2 separate regions of the Mus musculus genome follow, and region 1 is linked to region 2. A link is a contact called in ENCODE Hi-C data. All regions are on one chromosome and are shown on one strand. Each heading gives the region's core, a stretch centred on a gene start or an enhancer-like site at or near the end of the contact. The rest is flanking DNA. Distances are from core to core; before and after follow the strand shown. Region 1 holds the start of Chst4 (carbohydrate sulfotransferase 4). Region 2 holds the start of Cmtm1 (CKLF-like MARVEL transmembrane domain containing 1).

Evidence for each region. Hi-C counts contacts between places; a loop is a spot of excess contacts on that map.
Region 1: a loop to region 2 is called in a map of left cerebral cortex, with 21 times the contacts of the local background. The contact joins the promoter of Chst4 here to the promoter of Cmtm1 in region 2. A Hi-C loop is called at or near these places in 4 of 37 maps with a recorded cell type or tissue (Patski, heart, left cerebral cortex and 1 more).

Annotation. Positions count from the first base shown.
Region 1 is chr8:110,037,168-110,043,672 of GRCm38, forward strand. Chst4 (carbohydrate sulfotransferase 4) reads right to left here and starts at 2,167. Exons shown (of 2, transcript NM_011998.4): 1 at 2,075-2,167.
Region 2 is chr8:104,307,943-104,315,052 of GRCm38, forward strand. Cmtm1 (CKLF-like MARVEL transmembrane domain containing 1) reads right to left here and starts at 2,203. Exons shown (of 4, transcript NM_181990.2): 1 at 1,538-2,203. The coding sequence starts at 2,053.

The DNA.
Region 1 (6,505 bases), core at 917-3,416, 5.7 Mb after region 2:
ATTCAACTTCTGGGCTTCCCGACCTGTCTTGTTGCCGAGGAGCCTGGAGAGACATTAGGGAACTGCCATTCTTCCTTCAAGAGAGGACTTACAGGCCCTCTTTCTCCCCAAAAGAAAGCTATCCCCCTATCTCCCAAATGTACATGAGATGCCACCAATTGCACAGGGCGCAGCTGCAGACTTCCCAGTGAGCTGCAGTTCCTGAAGAGGCAGCCATGTCTTATCTGGCTCTCAAGGGCAACACTTCCACAGCTCATTAGGACACCTTTAGCCTCCTGGATCAATGAAGTCAATGGCTAGCTGGATGAAATGAGAAAAATCACATTATTAGGAAGCAAAAAGACCTTTGAGCTTTGTTTGATACAAGGTCTCCAAACTGATTAGATATTGGGAAATGACCCTCAACTTCTGGCCCTCCTTCCTCCACTCCTTAAGCGCTGAGATCGTAGGTGTGCACTAAAGGTCACAGTGACAGATGCCTAGCATTGTATTGGGAATGAAATGGCATGAAAGCACTCAGGTCTTAAGAACCATCATCAGAAGGATGTTGGTGAGGGGGACCTGTGTCAGGGGCAGGGACCACGGAGGCACCAGGGTTGGGGGCTTCCTTCCATACTGACTACAGGGGCCTGGATTACAGATCCTCTCCTACCAATCAGGAACACATGTTTTTGGAAGCAAAATGGGAAATCCTGACCAAAGTCAACTAAACAGACAGACAGACAGACAGACAGACAGACAGAAACCCTGCATATCAATCTAAGAGGCCAGCATTCTAAAGGCTCGCACTACTCCACTTTAGATTCTTTAGGGAAACAATGTCCCAGCAAGCAGAAGGTAGAGACAGCAGGAAGTCGCTACACACAGGGAATGGAGGTGGGTTGGGGACACTGCCGTCACCACAGATAGCCTACAGACCTGGGAAACTCTTGGGATTAAGTTACCAGATAAAGACAACCACAAAACAAACTTTGCTTAAGACAGTGACTCACACTGCATCCCAAGCTGGCCCCGAACTCAACCAAACAGCATTTTCTGCCTCCCAAGTGCCAGGATTACACCTTTAGCTACCACACTCCAATGAACAAACTCAACAAGTCAGACTAATAGAGGGACTGTACCCACCTGCAAGCCCGTGGACAGTGCTGGGCACACAGCTCAGGGAAACACCTGTCTATGAATGTCAGAGTGAACCAATATCTGTGGGGACAGTCTTGACACTTGGGGTGCCCTTGTTGACTTGAGGGGAATGGGCACAATGTCATACTTACTTTATACGCATCAAATTCTGGCTCTAACAAAATTGAATTACCCAGGGCCGTTTGAGGCAAAGGTCCCCTCCACCTCAGCTGACATGCTTGCTCCATAAAGGCCATTATATTTCACATCTTACAGTACACTTCTGGACTTCCAGAGCCCTTTGTGTGTCCAATTAGACACAATGAGACTGTCAAAACAGTGTTGGCCACTTCCCTATTCTTAAAATTTACATTTTAATATGTACTATATATGTCCTACCATGTGTGCGGAGGTCAGAGGAAAACTGTGGAAACGGATTCTCTCCCACCAAGTGGGTCTTGGGACTGGAACTCGGATCCTCAGGCTTGGTGGCAAGCACCCTTACCCAGAACCATCTCACTGCCCCCCCCCCCCCCCGCAACCGATTCCTTATTTTTCAAAAGGAACAACTGACATTTGATTGATTGATGTTTCGTTGCAATAGCTCTACCCATTTGATCTGATTAATGGCCATGCTCTCCACTCTGCCTGAGCTGGACAAAACCTGCAGGTCCCTGCTCCGATCCCCCATTCAGCGGAGAACGGGAGAGAATCTGGATGGTCAGATATACTAGGGCTCCATTGCAACATTCCTACCCACATTTGAGGCTCTTTCTCATCCTTTATGGGTGGAGCTGGTGGGGTTCAGCTTCTGGTAGGCAGTTTGAGGTTTTGTTTTTTTTTTTTTCTTTTCTAGAAGATCCCCTTGGTGACCAGAGTGTTCCCCAACACCATTCCTTTTTCCTAGCCCTCTTCCTCCAGCCATCAAAATCCCCAGCTTAGATGTCAGGGTTACCTGATACACTGATCCTGTAGCTGGGATAATGCCCTTCGTGATAGCTGCTCCCCAAGGAATTCTCTTCTTACCTTAGGCTTCCTCAGGGCCCACAATGACTGAGAGGCTCGCTCACTGCCTGCCAGGCTCAGCACCGTTCTCTCTCTGACTCATGAACTCCTCCTCCTTGGCATTTTGCATACCTAACCCTTCTGCTTGCCCTCTTCTTTATGTTGAAACAGCACCCCCGCCTTGCAAGACAGGCTCCAGAAGGCTCTGCCTCCAGGAAAGCTGTGGTACGGGCAGCTGGAATCCCTTGAGGGTTGAGGGGTAAGGGGTAAGGGGTCGGGTGAAGGGTCAGGGTGAGGAGCCTCCCTGTAGGTGGGCTAAGCCGAGGAGGATGGCAGATGATACTGGAATGTCTACTCTTCTTAGGCAGCCAGAAGGGCATTGGATCCCTTTAGGGCATCATGGAAGGAGAAGAGACCCCTGGGGTTCCAGAGGTGAGGTTGGAAGGCGTGTTGCCAGAGCGTTATTCAGCCCATAAGGTCCTGTAAGCTGTTCTCCCTCCTGTATTTTGCCCTTATCTCTAAGGAGGCTGTACAAAGATTATTTTTCCAGGCATCGCACCTGTTTCTTTACCCCACCCTAGGGAGGTAACATTTCTTAGCTCTTATGTCATTGCCCAATATCTTCACTCTCCTTGTAAGAGGGTAACACGCATGCTCTTGGCTAGGAGAGTATAGATTTCCCGGTGTCTGGTTTGATTAAAGGGGGAAGAATTTGCCTTTTATGACAAAAAGCAAATTATAGAAAATTACAACTTCTTAATCATTGTACGCCCCTGGGCAAGACATATACCCACTCTGGGCTACTTTATCTGATTGTCCAGAGTGGATACAATGTATCCAACTAAACCAATGGATGCATCTGGGAAAAAAAAAAAAAACAAACCATAAACTGCCATGGAGTACAAAGGGTGAGGTCTGACTGGAAAATCAATATAAAATAGGCATGACAGTGCCTATCTTACATATTATAAATATTGGGATTAGTGTGCACAGAGCCCCTGTCCAATTTTATGCAATAATAAGGGTTTAAAGGTGTTAGTTACGGGGGCTACAGAGATGGCTCTGTGGTTAGGAGCAATACTGTTTTTTGCAGGGGATCCTAGGTCAGTTCTTGCTCCCACATCAGGGGTAATTCCAGCTCCAGGGGACCTGAAGCCTCTGTAGGCACTAGCACTCACGTGCACACACACACACACACACACACACACACACACACACATATACACACTCATACACGTACATGCACACACACGCACATGCACACACTTATAAATAAAATAAATCTGGCGAAATTGTTAGCTATCATTTAATAATGACCATACCTCCTCTTAATCAGCTGCTGAGGTATTTTCCAGGCTTCACAAAAGAGCAGCCAGACCCTGTGGGAGTGAGTCACACCCAGGTCTGCCAGATTCCCATCAGCTGTGTCCCCAGAGGCCTTATCACTGTATAGATGACAAGAACCTGAGGAGGCCCTTTGCCCCCCCCCCCCCCCGTATTACTTTCAGCTGGGTCCCTTCCTGTTTCCTTCTGGCAGGGTGGAGACAAAGTTCTCTTCTTCCAAGTGGCTGCTGGGATATGAACACTGAAGAACTAGAGATGGGCAGCTGGGGTCTACTCTTGTTCTCACTGTAGGAGTGGTCCTTGCTCAGTGTCAAAGAACTGGAGGATGCAGTATGTGTAAAGGAGGGAAGACAACTGCCCAGCCACACCACTGTCTGTAGAAAGCCATTTACCTTTCCTCCCATGCATGTAGAAGTTGGCCGGCCAAGGTTCATGCCTCACTCCGGCACACAGAGGTTTGTATATTCTTCTCTCCCTCTCTTTCTCTCTCTGTGTCTCTGTCTCTCCGTCTTTGCCTGTGTCTCTGTGTCTCTGTGTGTGTGTGTGTGTGTGTGTGCATGTGCGCGTGTGTGGGTGCACTTATGTGTAGGCCACTTGTGTCTGGTCTTCTATTGTCCTTCATTTATTTATTTTTTGAAACAAGGTCTCTCACTGAGTTCAGAACTCATGACTTTGGCCAATAAGTCCCAGGAATCCCCCTGTCTCTGCATCTCCAACACCAGAATTAAGGACATTGGCCACCGTGCTCAGCTTGTGGAAGCTGGGAACCAAACTCTGCCCCTTGGGCCTGCAAAGCAAGCCCTTCCCTACATCATCTCAGCCCTTTGTTTCTGCTTTAAGATAATTTGAGTTCCAAAGAACAATTCAGACACAAAGCATCCTTGTACGACTCATCGAGCTGTTTCATACCTTGTTTTCTTGCTCTGTGATGTTGCCTGTGTAACTGTGTCGATGCTGTCTCATGGACACTAGAGCTCTTTGTGGTTATGACTCGAGAGGATTGGCATACACACTGGCAGAGGGTGACTCCAGAATCTCCTTCACCTTATATCATAAACATTTACCCCTGTGAGCTAAACCTTATTTCTTCAAGATGGGGGGGGGGCTCATTCTTTAGCCCAGCTGGCCTGGAAATCACTGTGTAGCCAAGGCTAGCCTAGAGTTCAATGACCCCTCTTGCCTCAGCCTTCCAAGTGCTAGGACCACAGGCTTGAGCTACAGTTAATGCTTTTTGGATGATGTCTTTGTTTTTTCTTTTTAATTAATGGTAGGCAGGTATCCGTGGGCTTTTTCAAAATTATTATTATTAAATTTTTGATGCTACCTGAGATTCCTTAGTTTCCTCATAAGAAGATATGAGGAGACCCATGAATTTGGTTGATTTTTCTCTACCAGTAGTGTTGTTATCTGTAGGGACGAGTCAGGGCACTGTGGACCATGTAGCCTCCTTAGAAAGCACAATGTCCTCCATTGACGCTTCGAGCCGTAGGATGTGTACTGGTAACCAACCTTTCAGTCTCTTTGGAGACCAAATGGCCTTCTGATCTTGTGAACAGGTGACTTAATAGAGGCATCCCATCATGCCCGGGGTCTCAGGTGATCATGGATGACAAGGACTACAGCACTGTCGGTCTTTTATGATCCTCTTATCTTTGGTACGAGGGAGGGCATCAGAGTTTGGTTGTTGAACATCCGGAAGCGCGGCCTCACCAATCCTGCAACGTTAACTTCTGTGTAGCATTTAGATTTATTTCAGACAACAAAACCAAACACTTTCTCATGACTCAGTTTTCCCAAGCGATTGAAGCTTTTTAAAGTTAGTTAAAGTTAGTAAAACAAGCAATTATATTGATCATCCGTACGTTTGCTTTTAAACTAATTTCTCTGTGAACAAGTAAATCATTGTCTTAAGAGCGCCTCCCATTGGTTTATCAGACAGTAAGTATGATTGACTTGAACTCTGAACTTTTCATACTCTTTCACCACAGAGCATATGTTATCCTTAAGTCTTACCTGCTACAAATGTTCTGAGACTTAGATTAAACCTTTCTATGTTTTGTTTTATTTTTTAAAGGATTATTAACTTATTTAATTTATACGAGTACACTGTAGCTATCTTCAGACACACCAGAAGAGGGCATCAGATCCCATTACAGATGGTTGTGAGCCACCATGTGGTTGCTGGGAATTGAACTCAGGACCTCTGGAAGAGCAGTCAGTTCTCTTAACCACTGAGCCATCTCTCCAGCTCCTCATTTTCTTTTATGGTTTATTCTCAGGATGAAATTTTATTTTATCACGGTGTCATGAGTAACTGTCCTCTGAGCCAAGCAACTGTGATCTGGGGGAGCTTAGCTGTATCTTTGGAAAAGATCATCCAGCAGCAATGTGGGTGACTACTCTCCCCCACCCCCACCAATAAAGGCATAAGAGTCTCACTGGAGTACCCAATGACTCCCTAGTATCTGACAACTCTCAGAGTAGCACAGGGAGGAGCTAGAGTACACAAAGCCTGAGGAAGATGGAGGGGGCTCCATCTAAGTGGTGATGAAGAAGGTCTCATAGCTGCTGGATAAGACTTTTGGGAGGGGAACACCATATACCTGTAAGTAACACCTTACATAGGCTCTGAAAGGAAGTTCAAAAAAATGTATTGGCTCCCGCAAAGTGAACTTTAATGGAATTGAACTTCAGTTTGTCATTGAAGTCTTGTGTGTATGTGTATGTGTGTGTGTGTGTAAATGTTGTTTTACTGCTCTCAGGGACAAGAATATCAACAACAATTACAGATAATCTGTTGTGGTTTGAATAAGAATGGTTCCTATAGTCTTGTATATTTGAATGCTTATTCATTGGGAAGTGGACTTGTTTGGGAAGGATTAGGAGGTGTGGCCTTGTTGTAGCAGGTGTGGTTTTGTTGGAGGAGATGTGTTGCTGAGGGGTAGGTCTCTCTCTCTCTCTCCTCTCTTACCCCACCTCTGTCCCTCCCTCCCTCCCTCCCTCCCTCCCTCCCTCCCTCCCTCCCTCCCTCCCTCTG
Region 2 (7,110 bases), core at 953-3,452:
TGTGTTTGCTTTTTCTAAACCTGATCAAGTTTTGACATCAATGTTTGACTGACTATAAGAAAATCACTCAGGCCGGGCAGTGGTGGCGCATGCCTTTAATCCCAGCACTACGGAGGCAGAGGCAGGCAGATCTTCTGAGTTTGAGGCCAGCCTGGTCTACAGAGTGAGTTCCAGGACAGCCAGGGCTACACAGAGAAACCCTGTCTTAAAAAAGAGGGGGAAAAAATCACTCAGAAGGGAATGGGGACCTAGCTCACTGGTAGAGTTTTCTCTGACAAATGCAAGTGGATTGATTCATTCTTTAGAAAGGCAAATCATCCCCAAACGCTTGCTCCTATGAAATAAAAAAGAGAGAAGGAAAAGTTCGAGCGTCATCAGGATGCTATCTTATGCTTTGAAAGCCCAGACCCTAACACCAACCCTGGATCTGATTCACTATTTAAGAAAAGCTCTAGAGATAGGATCTTTTTAGAGTTAAATAAGGAACTGAAGCTCCTTTGTTTATGTTGGAGGAGATGGTTGCAGCAGAGGGTGCACGTGGAGGTCAGATGATAATGGCAGGGGTGAGTTCTGGGAATTGCAGTCTGATCTCTGGGCGTGGACCTAGCAGGGTTTCCACACTTAGCCACCTTAGGGCCCCTTGCTTTTCCTGTTTTAAACGTTGTTCCCTTTGACTGTCTCTGTTTTGGGTTCAGTTTGGATCCTGAAACTTTCCTTCCCAGAAGGTTTGTGCCCCCATCCGCGGGCCCTTTCACTGTCAGGGATGCTTAGGAGCGCTCCTCCATTCTGACTTTAACTCGAATGTCTGCCTCTCTTGCCTTTGTTCTGGATTCTTGCCTCTTGTGCATTGCTTGACTAGCTCTTCTGGGTGGCAGCTCTTACTGGTTGTGCTTGCTAGTTTACGACGCTGTTATTTACTTAGTGTCTCCATTCTTCCGTTTGTGAGGGGAAACCCTAGGAAGAGGAGGGCAGGGAAACCCTTTAGTACTGAGAATTGATGTGTGTGATATTGGGCGTGGTGGATCAGTATTTAGTCCCAGCACTCTGGAGGCAGATGCAGGCAGAGATCTCTGAGTTCGAGGCTAGTCTCATAGTCTCGTCTATATAGTGAGCTCCAGGCCAGCCAGGGCTACATATGTTGGGGACAAGAAAGGACTGAAAACTGTGGCAGAGGGAACTGTGGAGACTTTGCTCAAGCAGCAACTTTGTGCTCCACTCCCGAGGCCACCCACCCTCCCTCCACCCAGCCAATCAGCTGTCAGCTCCTGCTCACCATCCTCAAGACCTTCAACATCCCATTGGCTGAGCAGCAAAAATGCCAGAAGCTATCTCTGAATCTTTTTGAGCGCTTGTCCTGGTCCTCAGCCTGTGCTTTGACGACTTCAGGTATCTTAATTTTCTTAGACCCTTGGACCAGTCGAGTTGGTGGCACTTTCTCATGTTGGGTGTATTTCTTTGGTAATCTGTCGGCAATGCGATCTCTGTACACTGACTGCAAGGACCTAGTGGGTCGCTGGCTGAATGGTACGGCACGTACTGAAGGTCGCTGACTGGATGGTGTGGCACGTACTGAAGGTCGCTGACTGGATGGTGTGGCACGTACTGAAGGTCGCTGACTGGATGGTATGACGTGTACTAAAGGTCGCTGGCTGGATGGTATGGCTTGTACTGAAGGTCGCTGCCTGGATGGTATAGCACGTATAAAAGATTGCTGGCGGATTGGTGTGGCACGTATAAAAGATTGCTGGCGGGATGGTGTTCCGGGTACTGAAGGTCCCTGGCTGGCTGGTGTCCCGGGTACTGAAGGTCCCTGGCTGGCTGGTGTCCCGGGTACTGAAGGTCCCTGGCTGGCTGGTGTCCCGGGTACTGAAGGTCCCTGGCTGGCTGGTGTCCCGGGTACTGAAGGTCCCTGGTGAGGTGGAGCAGAGGCAGCATACGCCTGTGAATCCGAAGGTGAGGAAGCATCCAACACTCGAGGTCGTAAAGTTAAGCGTCTGGACTCACGCCTGGACCCATCCCCGCCGGACTCACGCCTGGCGGATGCAGGATTCATGGTGGGTTCCAAGCCTGATTATGCCAGGCTGGCCCTGTGCCTCTGGTCGGCTGGGTGGCCGCAGGGCGATGGCCCACTGGGGAACTGGCTTCAACGGCTGCTGGCAGTCTATCCCGCGTGCACCTGTTTTTTTGATGGCTGCTGCCTAGCCTAGCAATCTGCTGTCCTCGTTGTGGGAAAAAGGCGCCATCTCTAGCTTGAAAACTCAAGACCCAGCAACCACATGCACAGGAGCTGCTGCCAGCCAACCCAGAGAAAAGGGGTTCTGGGGTTATTTGGGGGGTATACCTGGCCAGATTCCAGCCCCAAGCCATATGCAGTGAGGCCTGCTGGTCGAGTGCAGCAGGGTCCAGAAATCTTCCGAGCTCACACATCGGCTAAGATTCTATGATAAAAGAGCAATGACAAAGATCAACTTGGTGAGGAAAGGTTTATTTCATGTTAAAACTTGTAGTTCATTGTCCAGGGAAATCAGGGCAGGAATTGGAGGCAGGAACCCGGAAGCAGGAGCTGATGTAAAGATCTTGGAGAAATGTTCCTTACTGGCTTTCAAGCTTACATTCTTATGGTACCCAGGAATACTAGCCCAGGGGCTGTCCCCTACATAGTCAGCTGGGTCTTCCCAAATCAATCATCAATCAAGAAAATGTATCACAGGCCTGCCAATAGGGAATGTTTTCCCTACTGAGGTTCCTGTTTTCCAAAGGACTCTAGCTTGTGTCGACTTGACATGAGAGTAGCTGGTACTCACAGTGGCATTGAAATGAGAACTGCAGAAATAATAGGGATATATAAAGGATTAGTTTAATAACTAGTAAAAATGAGTACAAAATTATTCTCTGTCATCTATGTCATCAGTAGACCTTTTCTGATAAGGTTGACGTGGACGAAACCGAAGTTTCTGGCACATAAGGGCACAGTCGGCAATAGTACATGTTACTGTCAGGAAACCAAACACGTGCAAACAGAGACACCGTCGTCAGTTTCTGGCAAGTAAATTCTCAGTCATCTGCCCAATGGATTCCTTTCCTTCCCGGGTAGGGAGCTTGCTCTCTGTGCTACCATCCAACACGAGAGTGGGAAGGGACGCGGGGTTTTCCCCATAGCCACCCACAGTAAAGGACAAGACAACTGCAGTGGGCAGAGCTCATTGCCCCTGAGGTGGAGTGCAAGTTGCCTCTCCATCTTGATTTGCACTGGCTTGTATGCTTGTGTGCATATGTGGATGTGTGCACACATGAGTTCTTTAAAGCCCTACTGACCATATTTAGCTATCAACCCCCTCCCCTAGCCCCCATTTCTCTCTCCAGTAGTCAGCTCTTTGCTTTTTCTACCACTAGACTCATCTGGGGAAAGAGCTGGTGCTGGCAGCAGCTGGAGATTAAGTCCCGGGGACCATAGTTGAGATGCAACTTTTGTAGAAGTGGAGTGACAGGAATCTCCAGAGTGAGCTTTCAAAGGCTGGGCACACATTTGTGTAGGGCAGAGGAGTCGAGACAGGCCCGAGGAAAATGACACTGAGCTGAAGGGAAAGTGAGCTAACTGCAGTTCCCCTGCCAGAGAAAAGTGGCTTCCCCCTCTCCTCTGGGCTGGGCAGCACTCCACTAATGGCTTACCTAGAGCTGGCTGCATCCCTTGCAGATCATTGCTATGCTAAAAGCTATTAATGACATGTTTTATGTTCTTTTGGTGAGAAAATAAAATCTCTGAAATTCAGTGTGTATTTTATAGTCAGTGCTTGTCTCAAACCATATTAGCCCTATCCCCTCTGCTCAGTAGCCACACAGCCATGGGCCACTCTGCTGGGGAAGGACTCCACGCTGTCATCATTTAAGCAATGAGTAAGTGGGAGAACAGAAAGGCACATGAATTGGAGTCCTGTGACTGGCTCATCTTTTAAAAGAGTAGACAGACAGAACTGTCTTTAGAACAACTTGGGAGGTTGGTATTTCAGCATACCTCCTATCTAGATAGCTTCCCTAGTCTCCCAGGAAGTTGCTTAGTGCCGACATGAGTTGAAGTCCAGGGTTCTGACAGTCATGGCAGAACAAGGTCAGTTCTATGTGGCCCTTGCTAAGGGAGAACAAGAAAGTAGGAAGGAAGATGTTTCTAAGTCAGCACTCTAGATCAGAGCCTAGGAAAGGCAGATGGCCAAACCTCAGGAGAAAAGCAGGTGGAGGTGGAGTGAGCTCACTGTGGGCTTGCTCGTCGGTCTAGGCCGACTTGCTTCTCTCTAGGCAGTACTCAGAATAGCTCTTGGTTTGCAAGGCTTCCTACCATATCCCTTGCAGTAAGGGAATCTGTTAAATTGCATCTGTAGAGTTATGGGAATAGTCTGTCTCACCTAACACTGCTAGATGGATCCTTTCAAAAGGAGAACTATGAAATGATCATGCTTCCTTTCTTGTTTAACATCAGGTTTTTTAGAGCTAAGCGTGGTTGCCGATTTTAGCAGATTCTCTCTGTCAGATTGTATAGCCCTGTAAGAAACATGCAGGGATCTCCATGTTTGGCGGATTTCAGTATGAAACACTGTTATTTATGCTAACCAGGGAATGCATTCGCTCACACAAACTATAAAGCCAGTAGGCACTGTAGGCCAGTCCAGGATCATGTCAGATTTCCAAATTAATTTGCATTTTGATCCAGCCGGAAGAAACCTGGAAGACTCTACTTACCCCTCCAAGGATTGTCTTTGTTGAGGTTTCTGGTATTAGAGCCAACACAGACACAATGAGCATGCATAATGCTGTTACCATTGAGTTGATAACATCCTAAGAACACAGAATGGAGAAGTCAGCTTGCTGTCAAAGACTGCGAATACAGCTGAGAGCCTGAAAGAGCTCGGATTAGGAGTTCCATCTTTGTTCTATGAGGACTGTGAAGAGACAAGACCAACAAGCAGTGCCCCCCCCCCAATAAATGGGACATCCTTCCTAAAATGTTTTTTACCTATGTTTTATTCAATTTTGCAGACATCAATGTCTTTTTGGAAACTAAAATATTACAGAAAATAGTCCCATATATTTGTTCTACAATTTACCTAGTGAGCATCTTAGAAAACATCCATTCCTTTAATGACTTGAGCATACATATATACATATATATCCTAGCATAGATATAACTAGAGGGAAAAATTGTCTGGTTAGGAAAGACAGATAATTATGCAGAAGTTTTAGAGTATAGAGAATCCCTTAGGAAGCTGGAATGCTTATTTTTTTAATAGGAAATATGAAAAAAATTTGCTGTCAAATAACTTTGTTTCTAAGATGCCATTAATAAACATGAAGCCAGGCATGGTGGGTCATGACTTTAATTCCAGCACACAGAAGTTTGAGGTCAGCCTACTCTACATGGAGTCCTAAGCCATCTAGTGCCACACAGTAAGACCCCACTTAAAAACAAACATATGATTTTTCTCTCTAGTGACTGTTTAAGGCGGGACCAGCCAGGAACATGAGGGCACAGAAGCAGCAGAGCAGCTGGAACAGGTCCTTTCTGCCTCCATCTGCACCCAGGAGATGGAGCTGTTCCACAACCCTCTGTACAATGGTCTTGCCGGGACAGAGCTCGTCTCCCAGAAGTTCTGAAACAGGCTTACAAACCCACAGGAGAAACAAGCTCCAGCCAGAGACAGCAAGAACGTCTAACACCAGAGATTTCCATATGAAGAAAGGCAAACCCAAGAATCTTATCAACAGAAACCAAGACTACTTGACATCATCAGAACCCAGTGCTCCCACCACAGCAATTCCTCCATACCCCAACACACCATAAAAGCAAGTTTTGGATTTAAAATCATATCTCATGATATTGATAGAAGATTTTAAGAAGGACAAAAATAACTACCTTAAAGAGATACAGGTGACACAGGTGAACAGGTAGAAGCCCTTAAAGAGGAAACACAAAATTCCCTTAAAGAATTACAAGGAAAACACAACCAAACGCGTAATGGAATTGAACAAAACCACCCAGGATCTAAAAATGGCAGTAGACACAACAAAGTAATCACAAAGGGAGACAGCACTGGAGATAGAAAACCTAGGAAAGAAATCAGAAGCCATAGATGCAAGTATCACCAACAGAATACAAGAGACAGAAGAGAAAAATCTCAGGTACCAGAAGATTCCATAAAAAACATGGACACAACAATCAAAGAAAATGCAAAAAGATCCTAACCCAAAACATCCAGGAAATCCAGGACACAATGAGAAGACCAAACCTAAAGATAATAAGTATAGAAGAAATTGGAGATTTCCAACTTAAAGGGCCAATAAAATATCTTCAACAAAATTATAGAAGAGAACATCCCTAACCTAAAGAAAGAGATACCCATGGATGTACAAGAAGCCTACAGAACTCAAAAATAGTTTGGACCAGAAAATAAATCCCTCCTGACACATAATAATCAAAACACCAAATGCACAAAACAAAGAAAGAATACTAAAAGTAGTAAGGAAAAAAGGTCAAGTAACATATAAAGGCAGACCTATCAGAATTACACCAGATTTCTTGCCAGAGACTATGAAAGCTAGAAGATCCTGGGCAGATGTCATACAGACCCTAAGAGAACACAAATGCCAGCCCAGGCTACAATACCCAGCAAAACTCTCAATTACCATAGATGGAGAAACCAAGGTATTCCATGACAAAAAACAAATTTACACAATATCTTTACACAAATCCAGCCCTTCAAAGGATAACAAAGAGAAAACTCCAACATGAGGAGGGAAACTACAACTTAGAAAAAGCAAGAAAACAATCTTTCAACAAACCTAAAAGAAGTTAGCCACATGAACAGAATTCCAACTCTACCAACAAAAATAACAGGAAGCAACAATTACTTTTTCTTAATATCTCTTAATATCAATGGACTCAATTCCCCAATAAAAAGACATAGACTAACAGACTGGTTACATAAACAGGACCCAACATTTTGCTGCATATAGGAATCCCACCTCAATGACAAAGACAGACACTACCTCAGAGTAAAGGTTTGGAAAACAATTTTCCAAGCAAATGTTCCCAAGAAACAAGCTGGAGTAGCCATTCTAATA